Linked DNA regions of Homo sapiens: all the other regions are linked to region 2. The links are chromatin contacts, found by Hi-C or POLR2A ChIA-PET in ENCODE. All regions are on one chromosome and are shown on one strand. The core of a region is the stretch at or near the end of the contact, and the rest is flanking DNA. Distances in the headings are between cores, read along the strand shown.

Region 1 (3,421 bases), core at 415-2,914, 160 kb after region 2:
TGCCACAGTCAGTTGGTTGATGTACCTCTTCATGTTCCTAGCCCTCATTGCCGCAGTTTCTTTACCTTTGTGCCTCTTCAGTTGGGGAAAGCTGCTAATTGTAGTCGCTTGGATTATTTCCACTACAATTTGATACCTTGCCCAAAAGTCAGTTGTTGAAAACGACCAGCACACATCTTCTACCACTCTTCTCTACCGTTCCTTCAACAGACCTTAGTTGCTTCAAGAACTCCACATCAGAGTTGCTGTTAATGAGCTTGATGAAGTCCTCATAAGAGGGGCTATAGGTGTAGGCTCTCTTGTGATGTTCATTCATCTGCTCTCTGTACTCCAGCTGGGCAAGCAGCATTTGGTTAATGTAATCTGGATTACTCAGTAACTCCACTACCGGCTTCAGGACTTTTGTTGTGAGAATTTCTGCAAGCATTATAGGTAAACTGAGAGACTGCACATCCTTTGAGGGGAGGAGACAAAACACCAGAACCCGAGAACACGTTTGTAGAAATCTTACTTCATCATCTGAGTTCCTCAAGCATACGTGCAACACAAAAGGTCTTGGCTGTTCATGTCTGGCATTAGCACCTTTCAGGTCACAGAAATGAGTGAGTAAAGTCCTCACAACATCATTGCAGACAACTTTAACCACATCCACGTGACTCAGTCTGTGGTGCAGCTGTCTGGCAATTTCCCAAAAGTCTTCCAAGAGCACATGGTAAAGTTGTCCCTCATCTCTGCTGAGGTTTCCATACCAGGACAGAATGCAATCTCTGTAACTGTAGTCGAACACTTCTTTCAGAACTTTATCCATATTATGAGAAATTACTACCCTTCTAAACTGAGCTGACTCATGTGAGTTTCCATACACAGGACTCCCAGGAGGGCGGCGGGCGGCTGAGGTCGCGGCCAGCCGGCTCCAGGCGGCGGCAAAGTCGGGCGGCGGGGCGCGCGGGCTCCGGCAGACGAGGGCGAACAGGGTCCCCAGCAGGAAGGTGGCCGCAGCGCAGCTCAGGTACAGGCTGAGCCTGAGCAGGACGGAGCTCAGCCCCGCGGCCCCCGCCGCCTCCCCGCTGCCGGGCCCCAGGAAGGAGAGGGCCACGGTGGCAAGTGCGGCCACCGCCACGGGCTTCCACCAGCTCCGGCCGCCCGGGGCCCCCGGCGCCGCCGCTGCTGCCTCGGCGTCCCCCGGGGACTCTGGCCGCCGCTCGCCCCTGAAGCCCGAGACAGGACGGCCGCCGGCGCCTGCGGCCCGCGCGGGGCTGAGGCCGGCGCCGCCACTGTCGGTCGCATCGGGGTGCATGCTGCTTCCTGGGCCGCTAAGGACAGGCACATCTCCTGCCCCGCCGTCCCCCGCCGGCGCTCCGGAGGCAGGGGGAGCCCGCGCTCCTGCCTCGCCCGCGGCCCACGGAGGGAGCGGCCCCCGCAGACGCCGCCGGGCCCCTCTCGGCGACCCCTCAGCGCCGCCAACAGGCGCTGGGCCCGTAGCTGCCGGGCCGGGCGCAGCCAGGGAGCCCCACCGTGTTGTGACTGAAGCCTGGCCAGCCTAAGAATTTATCTTTTCTTTGTGTTGGGAATATTACAATTCTACTCTTCTAGCTGTTTTAAGATATGAACTACATTATTGTTAACTGTAATTTCTCTACTGTACTACTAACACCAGAACTTATTCCTTTTAACTGTATTTTTGTACTCCTTAACCAGCTTCTCTTCATCCTGCCCTCTACTCTTCCCCTCCCTGCCTCTCATAGCCATGATTCTACTCTCTACCTCCATGAGATCCAATTTATTAGCTCCCACATGTGAGAGAACAATGTGATATTTGTCTTTCTGTGCCTGGCTTATTTCACTTAATATAATGACCTCCAGTTCCAAATCACATTGCTGCAAATAACATGACTTCATTCTTTTTTATAGCTAAATAATATTCCACTATGTACATAACCACATTTTCTTTATCCACTCATCCGTTGATTGACACTTAAGATGATGCCATACCTTGGCTATTTGTGAATAGTGAGGCAATAAACATAGGAACACCGATTGCAGATATCTCTTTGATGTTACAATTTTCTTTCTTTTAAATATATACCCAACAGTGAAATTGCTGGATCATATGGTAGTTTTATTTTTAATTTTTTGAGGAACCTCCATACTGTTTTTCATCATGGAGGTACTACTTTACATTCCCACAGTGTAGGTGAGTTCCCCTTTCTCTGCATTCTACCAGCATATGTTATTTTTTGTCTTTTGGCAATAGCCATCCTAATTGGGGTGAGATAGTATTTCATTGTGGTTTTGATTTGCATTTCCTTGATGATTAGTGATGTTGGGCATTTTTCTTCAAATATCTGTTGACCATCTGTGTACCTTCTTTTGAGAAATATTTATTCAGGTCTTTCACTCATTTTAAAAATTGGATTATTTGGTTTTTGCTATTGAGTTCCTTATATATTGTGGCTATTTTTGTTTGTTTGTTTTGAGATGGAGTCTTGCTCTTGTCACCCAGGCTGGAGTGCAATGGCACGATCTTGGCTCACTGCAACCTCAGCCTCCTGCACAGCTGGGATTACAGGCACCCGCCACCACGCCAGGCTGATTTTTGTATTTTTAGTAGAGACAGGATTTCCCCATGTTGGCCAGGCTGGTCTTGAACTCCTGACCTTGTGATCTGCCCACCTCAGCCTCTCAAAGTGCTGGGATTACAGGTATGAGCCACCGTGCCCAGCTAAGGTGATTTTTTTATATGGTAAAAGATGGGGATCTAGTTTCATTCTTCTGCACATGGATATCCAGTTCTCCCAGCACGATTTATTTACTTATTTTTATTTTTTAAGAATGGTCCCACTCTGTTGCCCAGGCTGAAGTACAGAGGGACACGCACCGCTCACTGTAGCCTCAAACTCCTAAGCTCAAGTGATCCTTCCACCTCAGCCTCCCAAGTATCTGGGACCAGAAGCACACACCACCATGCCCAGCTAATATTTAATTTTTTGTAGAGATGGGGGTCTCACTATGTTTCCCAGGCTGGTCTTGAACTCCAGGCCTCAAACAATCCTCTTGCCTTGGCTTCCCAAAGTGCTGAAATTACAGGTATGAGCCACTATGCCCAGCCCCAGTATCATTTATTAAAGAGACTACCTTTTTCCCATTGGATGTTCTTGTTACCGTTGTTGAAAATGAGTTGGCTAGAAGTACATGGATTTCTTCTTGAGTTCTCTATTCCGTTCCATTGGTCTGTGTGTGTGTTTTTACAGTACCATACTGTTTTGGTTACTATAGCTTTATAGTATAATTTGAAATCAGGTAGTGTGATGCCTCCTTCTTTTTTCTTTTTGCTCAGGATCATTTAGCTATTCATATGAATTTCAGGATTTTTTTTTTTCTATTTCTGTGAAAAATATCACCGGTACTGTGATAGGGATTA
Region 2 (3,771 bases), core at 483-2,982:
ACTTCAAATTAAGCACATTAAAAATGGAGTTCATATTTTCTCCTAAAAATCAGCTTCTTGGCCTCCCTTCCCAACTTCCTCACCTGTTTAAGGCAGTATTTTCCTTGTCAGGTTAGAAACATTATAACTATCTTTGTTCTCCTACCTAGCTTCCTCCTTCCCAATACCCAATTAATCATCAAATTCTATCATTTTTTCCTTAATAATGTCTTGAAAATTTTCCTCCATTCTTTATATTCCAGCAAAACAGAAACAGAAGGTGAGGATCCAGCTCTCCAGTCTGGATGGGGAGACTAGAAACACACTACATACAAGTGAAAAAAATTTCATAGGAATTACAAGAATACCAAAACAATGCAAAATAACAGCTCCAAACAAGCCTTGTATACACATCTCCAGGCAATAGCTGGCACTGCATTTGTCCAGTAGTAATCTAGGGCAGTGGGTGGGGAGGTCCTTCTGCTGCGCAGGGGCTGTGGTGAGGCCTTTCAGGTCCAGCTTAAGCCACTCTGATTCCAGCCACCACCCCACCTTAGATGGGCAAGCTGTTCCTTTCCAGATCAACTCATCTCCACCCACAACACAGTGCTTATGTATTCAGTCTAAAATAGCACAATTTATCAAGAGTATTCCATCGTAATTTTAAAATGTCGTGTTTATATTTTACCTCCACCTGGACAGAAACTCGTTCCTTTGTATTCTTACTGCCCCTCCACCTCCCCATAGCAACCAGCACAAGATTCCACCGTGTGTAGTCTATAAATAAATGTTAAATCATAGAGCCTTAGAATTTTGGAGTCAGACGGGGATCTTCAGAGTTGCATTTGTCCAGTCCTTTATAGATGGGGAAACAGGTCTAGAGAGATTAGGTGACTTGCTCAAAGCCACACAGCTGGCTATTGACAAGGCAAGGAGCAGAGCCCAGGTTTCTCCTGCCTGAAGTCTGTACCCTGAACTGTCCTTAGATAATCAGTGACAGACACCTGAGTTCACACAAGGTCTCCAGGGGTTGATGGTGATAGGAGAAACTGGCTTTCCCAAAACATGTACAAAGATTCGGTCCACGCCCCTAGCAGACCTTCGGGAGGACTAACTCCTCAGCTCGGCGTCCAGCAGAGTCCCAAGTTACAGTCGCACTTGTTTATGCGTCTGTCGGCCTCCTCCGACAGGACCGAGTACTCGAGGGCCCCGCGCTCAGGGGCTCCCCTCCGGCCCCTCCCCCGCCGCCGAGCTGTCACACAGCCGCCGCGCGGCCCGCCCCCACGTGGACTGGGCTCGGAGGATCAAAGTCTGTTTGCAGACTTTGCAGCCCGGCCCCCGCAGGTGTGCTGGGAGTTGCGATGGTCCGCAGGCCAGGACTCCGCCACACCCGAGGGGACCCGGCCAGCCCCTCCCCCTCCCGCTGCACGCGGCCCGCGCCCCCAATTCGCCCGCCGCTGCACCCGGCCACGGCCCCCCGGCCCACGCCCGGCTCCGGGAGGAAAAGGCCCCGCCCCTATCTGTTGGAGCCGCGACCCCGCCCCCTTCCCGCCCCTCCGAGGCTCCATCCAATAGTGAGCGTGGCTGGGCGGGACGCCGAGGCTGTCGTGAGGGGGTCCTGACCAATGGGGAAGCGTGCCGGGCCTGGTGGGCGGGGCGGCAAGGCCTTGTCACGCTCGGGTCCGTGTGAAAACGGGGGTTCCGAGTGCAAAGCAAAGTTTTTTTGTAAACCGTCTGCAAAGGCGGGGGGGCGAAGAAGGCGCCCGAGACCGGGCCGAGTGCAGCTGCCGTGGCCGCCGCCTCTCTAGCTCCTCAGCCATCCGCTCCTCAGTCCAGCCGCCGCAGAGGAGACCAGCAAGCAGAGCCCTCAGATGCTCGGAGCTTTCTCGGCGCGAAGCTGCCCGTCGCCCTCTCCTGCCGCCCTCGCCCGCCGCCCTCCTGCTCCTGCTCCGGCTGCGGCTCTTGGTACCCCGGCTCCGGGAGCCCAGCTCCCCGCCACCGCCGCCGCCTGGGTGTGGGGGCTGCTGAGGCTGAGCCGGGCCTCGGCGCCGGCTCTGAGGACGGACGCCTGAGGAGCTGCGCGGCGCGGCGCCGCCGGCTGGCGGAGAACGCCCACAGGCGCGGGGCTCGGCGGCTTGACCCGGGCTTGTCCCCGTGCGGCCGCGGGGGCCCCTCAGCGGTTTCCCGAACGGCCCGACTCGGGCGCTCCTCCGTGTCGCGGTCGCCGACCCTCCGCGTCCCGCCAACGCCGCCGCTGCACCAGTCTCCGGGCCGGGCTCGGCGGGCCCCGCAGCCGCAGCCATGGGGTGTTGGGGTCGGAACCGGGGCCGGCTGCTGTGCATGCTGGCGCTGACCTTCATGTTCATGGTGCTGGAGGTGGTGGTGAGCCGGGTGACCTCGTCGCTGGCGATGCTCTCCGACTCCTTCCACATGCTGTCGGACGTGCTGGCGCTGGTGGTGGCGCTGGTGGCCGAGCGCTTCGCCCGGCGGACCCACGCCACCCAGAAGAACACGTTCGGCTGGATCCGAGCCGAGGTAATGGGGGCTCTGGTGAACGCCATCTTCCTGACTGGCCTCTGTTTCGCCATCCTGCTGGAGGCCATCGAGCGCTTCATCGAGCCGCACGAGATGCAGCAGCCGCTGGTGGTCCTTGGGGTCGGCGTGGCCGGGCTGCTGGTCAACGTGCTGGGGCTCTGCCTCTTCCACCATCACAGCGGCTTCAGCCAGGACTCCGGCCACGGCCACTCGCACGGGGGTCACGGCCACGGCCACGGCCTCCCCAAGGGGCCTCGCGTTAAGAGCACCCGCCCCGGGAGCAGCGACATCAACGTGGCCCCGGGCGAGCAGGGTCCCGACCAGGAGGAGACCAACACCCTGGTGGCCAATACCAGCAACTCCAACGGGCTGAAATTGGACCCCGCAGGTGAGCCGGGAAAGTCGCTGCCGCAGGTGGTTGGGTTTGGGGTGCCCAGAGCCTCGCCTGGCCTTCGGCGGGGTGGCCCGCACGCCCCCTGCTGCCCGAGCGGGCCTGCGCCGCGCCGCCCCTGCCTGCTCCCTCCCCGTCCTGCACACGCCCCGCTGCTGCTCCAGGAAATCAGAACCCCCTCAGTCGGGTGCAAGGAGCCGGCGACGCGTCTGGCATATTTGTAGGTGGGGGCTGTGGGTCAGACCCTAAGAAAAAGGGTCAGGAGGTGATCATCATCCCGCTGCAGTCCACACCCGCACTTGGCTGTCTTTACAGGCTGCAGCAACTTTGCTGGAGACTTGTCTGGTTATGGTTATAACAGCGTCAGAAATGCTTCCCAATTCAATTCCTTGGCCCTCTTGGGAAACGGAGAGAATCCCCAATTCGTCCCCAGTAGTTGGGTGCTGGAAACCTTGCTCTGCCAAAGTAGTTCTTATGCCCATTGAACTCCGTTTCATAATATGCATTCAGAGCGTGTAAACCCTGGTTAAAGGTTTCTTTTATGAACAGCAGTGTATGCTTCAGCTAATTGATCCCTAATCCTGGAAATCATAGATTTAGGACCTGTCTGGGCATGTTTAACATTTTCCCAGGACTTTTCATAATCGTACTGAACTAAAAGTGATGGTAATTTATTCATCTTATATTTTTAGTGGATGCTTTTTATATTTAACATTAAGTGCTCTTGAAGGAAATTTGAAAATAAATGTTGAAAGAAAGGAGATGGAAATGACTCAACCAGTGTCCTACTACCCAAGCTCAATGGTGCTTAACAATTTGGTCTTATTTCCTTCACTTACGTTTATTTACCTTGTATCATTATAAAT
Region 3 (3,501 bases), core at 31-2,530, 160 kb before region 2:
ATTTTGCCCTATATAGTAGAAGATAAAAAGAACATTTTTATGTTAGACCAAAGGGGATACAGATTTCAATCTCATAATAGTTTCTTTCTTTTCTGAATTCTAGTGTGGAACTAGAGTAGGTAATAAATTCTAGGCCACGATGGCCACTAGTGCCCGAATATCCCTCTGTCATGGCGCCATCAAGTGTTAAGGGCTTGTCCAAGTAGGAGCCCAGGAGCAGCAGAACCGGGGACTTCAATTCGACCTTGGCCCTTTGGCAAGTTTCTTATCCTCTCAACCTCACTCTCCTTATGTGTTAAATGGGAAACGCTCAAAGACTTCTTTTTTTTTTTTTTTCTGAGACGGAGTCTCACTCTGCAGCCCAGAGTGCAGCCGCGTGATCTCGGCTCACTGCAACCTCTGCCTCCCGGGTCCCGGTTCAGTGATTCTCCTGCCTCAGCCTCCTGAGTAGCTGGGACTTCAGGTGTGCACCACCACACCTGGCTAATTTTTGTATTTTTATTAGAGACGGGGTTTCACCATGTTGGCCAGGCTGGTCTTGAACTCCTGACCTCATGATCCGCCCACCTTGGCCTCACAAAGTGCTAGGATTACAGGCGTGAGCCACCATGCCTGGCCAAGACTTCTTTTCAGTATTAAGTGAGATTATATACAGGAAGCACATAAGACACTGGCACATTGTACTGAATGTGCAGTAAGGAGGCTGTGTTTATCTCACCCCAACTGGGTTTAACAGAGGATGTAAGTTATTCTCATATTGAGATGTGCCTAAACTGCAAGTGATGTGTTCCATGCATACCCAATGCAGTGGCTCATGCCTATAACCCCAGCACTTTGGGAGGCCAAGGCAGGAGGATCACTTGAGCCCAGGAGTTTGACACCAGGCTGACAGGAGATCAGCCTGGCCAACATGGTGAAACCCCGTGTCTACTTAAAAAAAAAAAAAAATTAGCCAGGCATGGTGGTGTGTACCTGTGGTCCCAGCTACTCGAGAAGCTGAAGTAGGAGGATCACTGGAGCCTGAGAGAATTGAGGCTGCAATGAGCTGTTATCATGCCCTAGGTCTCTTGGTTTTTAAGTTAGACACATGCAATCAGCATAGCCAAGTCCCTAACCCCACACAGTCAGACTATATTTAATATATCTAAGGCTCCAGACAGCAGTGAGAAAAAGCTTTGAGGTTGGAGCGCCAATTAGGAAGGTGAGGAGACGGGGGCATAAAGAGGAAATCAGATCTACTAGACAAGACATTACATAGGCTTAATAGGGACCTATTTTTGCTTCTGAGACATGATGTCACTTGTGGTGAAGACCTTGAACTAATTATCAAAATGGAGGGAAATATAATTTCTAGTATTTGGAAGCTGTCCACCAGCCCACGGTTCTCTGTATAATTCATATGATTCTAAATATAAAACTACATTGAAAGTGTCCTAATGCTTCAGGAAATTGAAAGTAATTTTGAAAACCTTTCTCCTTTCTAGTTGCAGAAGTCTCAGAAGTTTATATCTTGAGAATTGACACTTTACCTTCCAGTGGTAAGTTCTGGGTGCTCAGTTCTTAGTGGGTATCAGAAGGAAGTGGGCAGATTAGAATAAGATATTGCTTATGGCTATTGAGGTTATCATGGTAGAGCACAAAGAAACGAGGCAAAGCTGGATTAGCAGGTGTGTATTCGAAACTCTGCCCTGCTGGGGGTGGGGGTGAGGAGATGAGAAGCAGGTGATGTTTCAAAGCCCCATCTGGCCCTAAGAGCCTTTGATTCCCCAGACAAATATCCAACAAGCTGTCCAGCCCACCATTCACGGAACTTCAGAGTAACACCAGAAATTGGGAATTCCAAGAGAGAGAGGCTTCAGGGCCATGATGAGGTTATGGAACAGTTCTCTTAGAGAAGATTTGGAAATACTTCAAACCATCATCTGGTGGGAAGCTTGGCATAAACAGCAACTCATGGATATGGAGATGGCTGCTCAGGCATTACGATATTCAGAGTGGTTCTGGGCTAGCTTATTATAAAGAAGACCCGTCCTTGTTTTCCCAAAGGATGGCTAGAAAAAGCAAGGGAATGAATGAGTTAATGAATGTGGAATTAATAAAGCATTTCTTCTTGGAGGCAGAGAAATGGAACAGCTGATTACTGAAAGCCAGCCTTCAGAATCTGTGCCATGTCCGATCAGGAATAATAATTGAAATTGTCATTGGAGCGATGTCTGAGGGATGCAGAAACCTGGTGTCACAGGAAGCATTGCCTCAGACTCTGTCTTCCTCTTTATTAGGCCTTGGAGAGGAAGGACAGCAGGGTTACCTCACCAGCCCAGCTCCAGCTCCCCTTCACCCCCCGCCCAGGTACCTGTCTGACTGCAGCAGGAGATTCTAGCACAGAGGGTGCCAGCAAGCAGGGGTGCTCAGAGGGTTTCTCATTTGAAAGGTATTTACTGTTAGGGGAGAGTGGGAGGAGAGGAGGGGCAGGCATGGGTGGGCAGAGCATAGGTACTAGGAATCTGCAAACCACAGACAAGAAGCAAGTGAAAGTAAAGATCTGAGGGTTTGCTGTAAGCTGCATTAGCAGGAGGAGCACTGGGCCTGTGGGAGTGGACACATGTGTCTCCTTCCAGGGGCTCCTGCCACAGCCTCAGCCTCAGACATCTCAAGGCTCAGTGTGTGTGTCTGTCTGCCAGTGTACCCCAGGGGGGCCTCATGGTGAGGCTTCCTCTGCCTGGGTTGCTCCTGGCATGGGCTCCAGCTTTTCCCCTCAACCCTGCAGCCCACTGGAAGACATAAGCTAAAGCTGGTGGGGACCTCCACTCTGGGTACCGTCCCTGCCCATCCCCTCTGGCAGTCGCTTTCCTAACTGACAGGTATTGGTGAAGTGCTCAGGATGTTCTTGGTGGGCGTATTTCCTCCAGGTGGGGGTGGCGTAAAAGCCACAGCCTTTTAGAAGCCTCTGTTTCTTTCCTTGACTGGCACTTTAAAAGGTGTGTGCTCTACCGTCATCACTAGGAGAGGGAGGCTCTGTGATCCTCCTTTATTCTCCCATCTTTCCACCGGGGTCTAATACATTTAACAAGCCTATGAAAAGGCTGCCTACCTCATGCCATTTTCTGACTGTTATTCAAAGTGAAGGACATCTGAAAAAAGACATTACATTACCTACAGCCCAGGGTGGAGCGGGGAGGGAATAATTTAGTACAAGGAATTAGGAGGCATTTTTTCTTTTTTGACAGGCTGAAAGGCTTCCTAGGTGAGATTTCCATCGCTGGTTGAAGGAAGGGAAAAGGCTGAGTGGGAGGTGCAAGGGCTGCTAATCTGAAAATTACCGGAATTTCCTTAATTTCCACTCTTTAGAAAATGTCTGCTGCACAAGGAGAGGGTGGTGAGAATCCAGTGAGATAATCCTCATGGAAGGGTTTGGAGAACCTTGTAACACTTCACCAGAGTGAGGGGCAATGACAATTCGAGTCCACGATAAAAAAATAAAATAAAATAAAAAAAGGCCCT

Evidence for each region. Hi-C counts contacts between places; a loop is a spot of excess contacts on that map. ChIA-PET counts read pairs that join two places held with the same protein, here RNA polymerase II (POLR2A). Pooled maps may share reads with other maps.
Region 1: a loop to region 2 is called in a map with no recorded cell type, with 5 times the contacts of the local background. The contact joins the enhancer-like site here to the promoter of SLC30A1 in region 2. A Hi-C loop is called at or near these places in 3 of 37 single-sample maps with no recorded cell type and 8 of 50 pooled maps. POLR2A ChIA-PET finds 5 or more read pairs at or near these places in 1 of 52 experiments (WTC11).
Region 3: a map of heart left ventricle shows a loop between it and region 2 (7-fold over the local background). The contact joins the enhancer-like site here to the promoter of SLC30A1 in region 2. A Hi-C loop is called at or near these places in 3 of 168 maps with a recorded cell type or tissue (PC-3, PC-9 and heart left ventricle) and 4 of 50 pooled maps. POLR2A ChIA-PET finds 5 or more read pairs at or near these places in 1 of 52 experiments (endothelial cell of umbilical vein).

Annotation. Positions count from the first base shown.
Region 1 is chr1:211,414,412-211,417,832 of GRCh38, reverse strand. All of the region lies in intron 4 of LINC00467 (long intergenic non-protein coding RNA 467), which reads right to left. It also overlaps the pseudogene SNX25P1. Among named protein-coding and RNA genes, the nearest start is that of LINC00467, 33 kb to the right of the region's middle. Within about 2 kb of position 1,664, at least 14 of the 41 ENCODE cell types and tissues checked have a DNase peak (open chromatin) inside an H3K27ac peak, as active enhancers do.
Region 2 is chr1:211,577,122-211,580,892 of GRCh38, reverse strand. It overlaps SLC30A1 (solute carrier family 30 member 1), which reads left to right and starts at 1,732. Exons shown (of 2, transcript NM_021194.3): 1 at 1,732-2,902. The coding sequence starts at 2,281. RefSeq lists silencers at 1,143-1,702, 1,943-2,252, 2,753-3,102 and enhancers at 1,559-2,058, 2,059-2,560, 2,533-2,642.
Region 3 is chr1:211,737,995-211,741,495 of GRCh38, reverse strand. No RefSeq gene overlaps it. Among named protein-coding and RNA genes, the nearest start is that of NEK2-DT, 64 kb to the right of the region's middle. Within about 2 kb of position 1,280, at least 3 of the 41 ENCODE cell types and tissues checked have a DNase peak (open chromatin) inside an H3K27ac peak, as active enhancers do.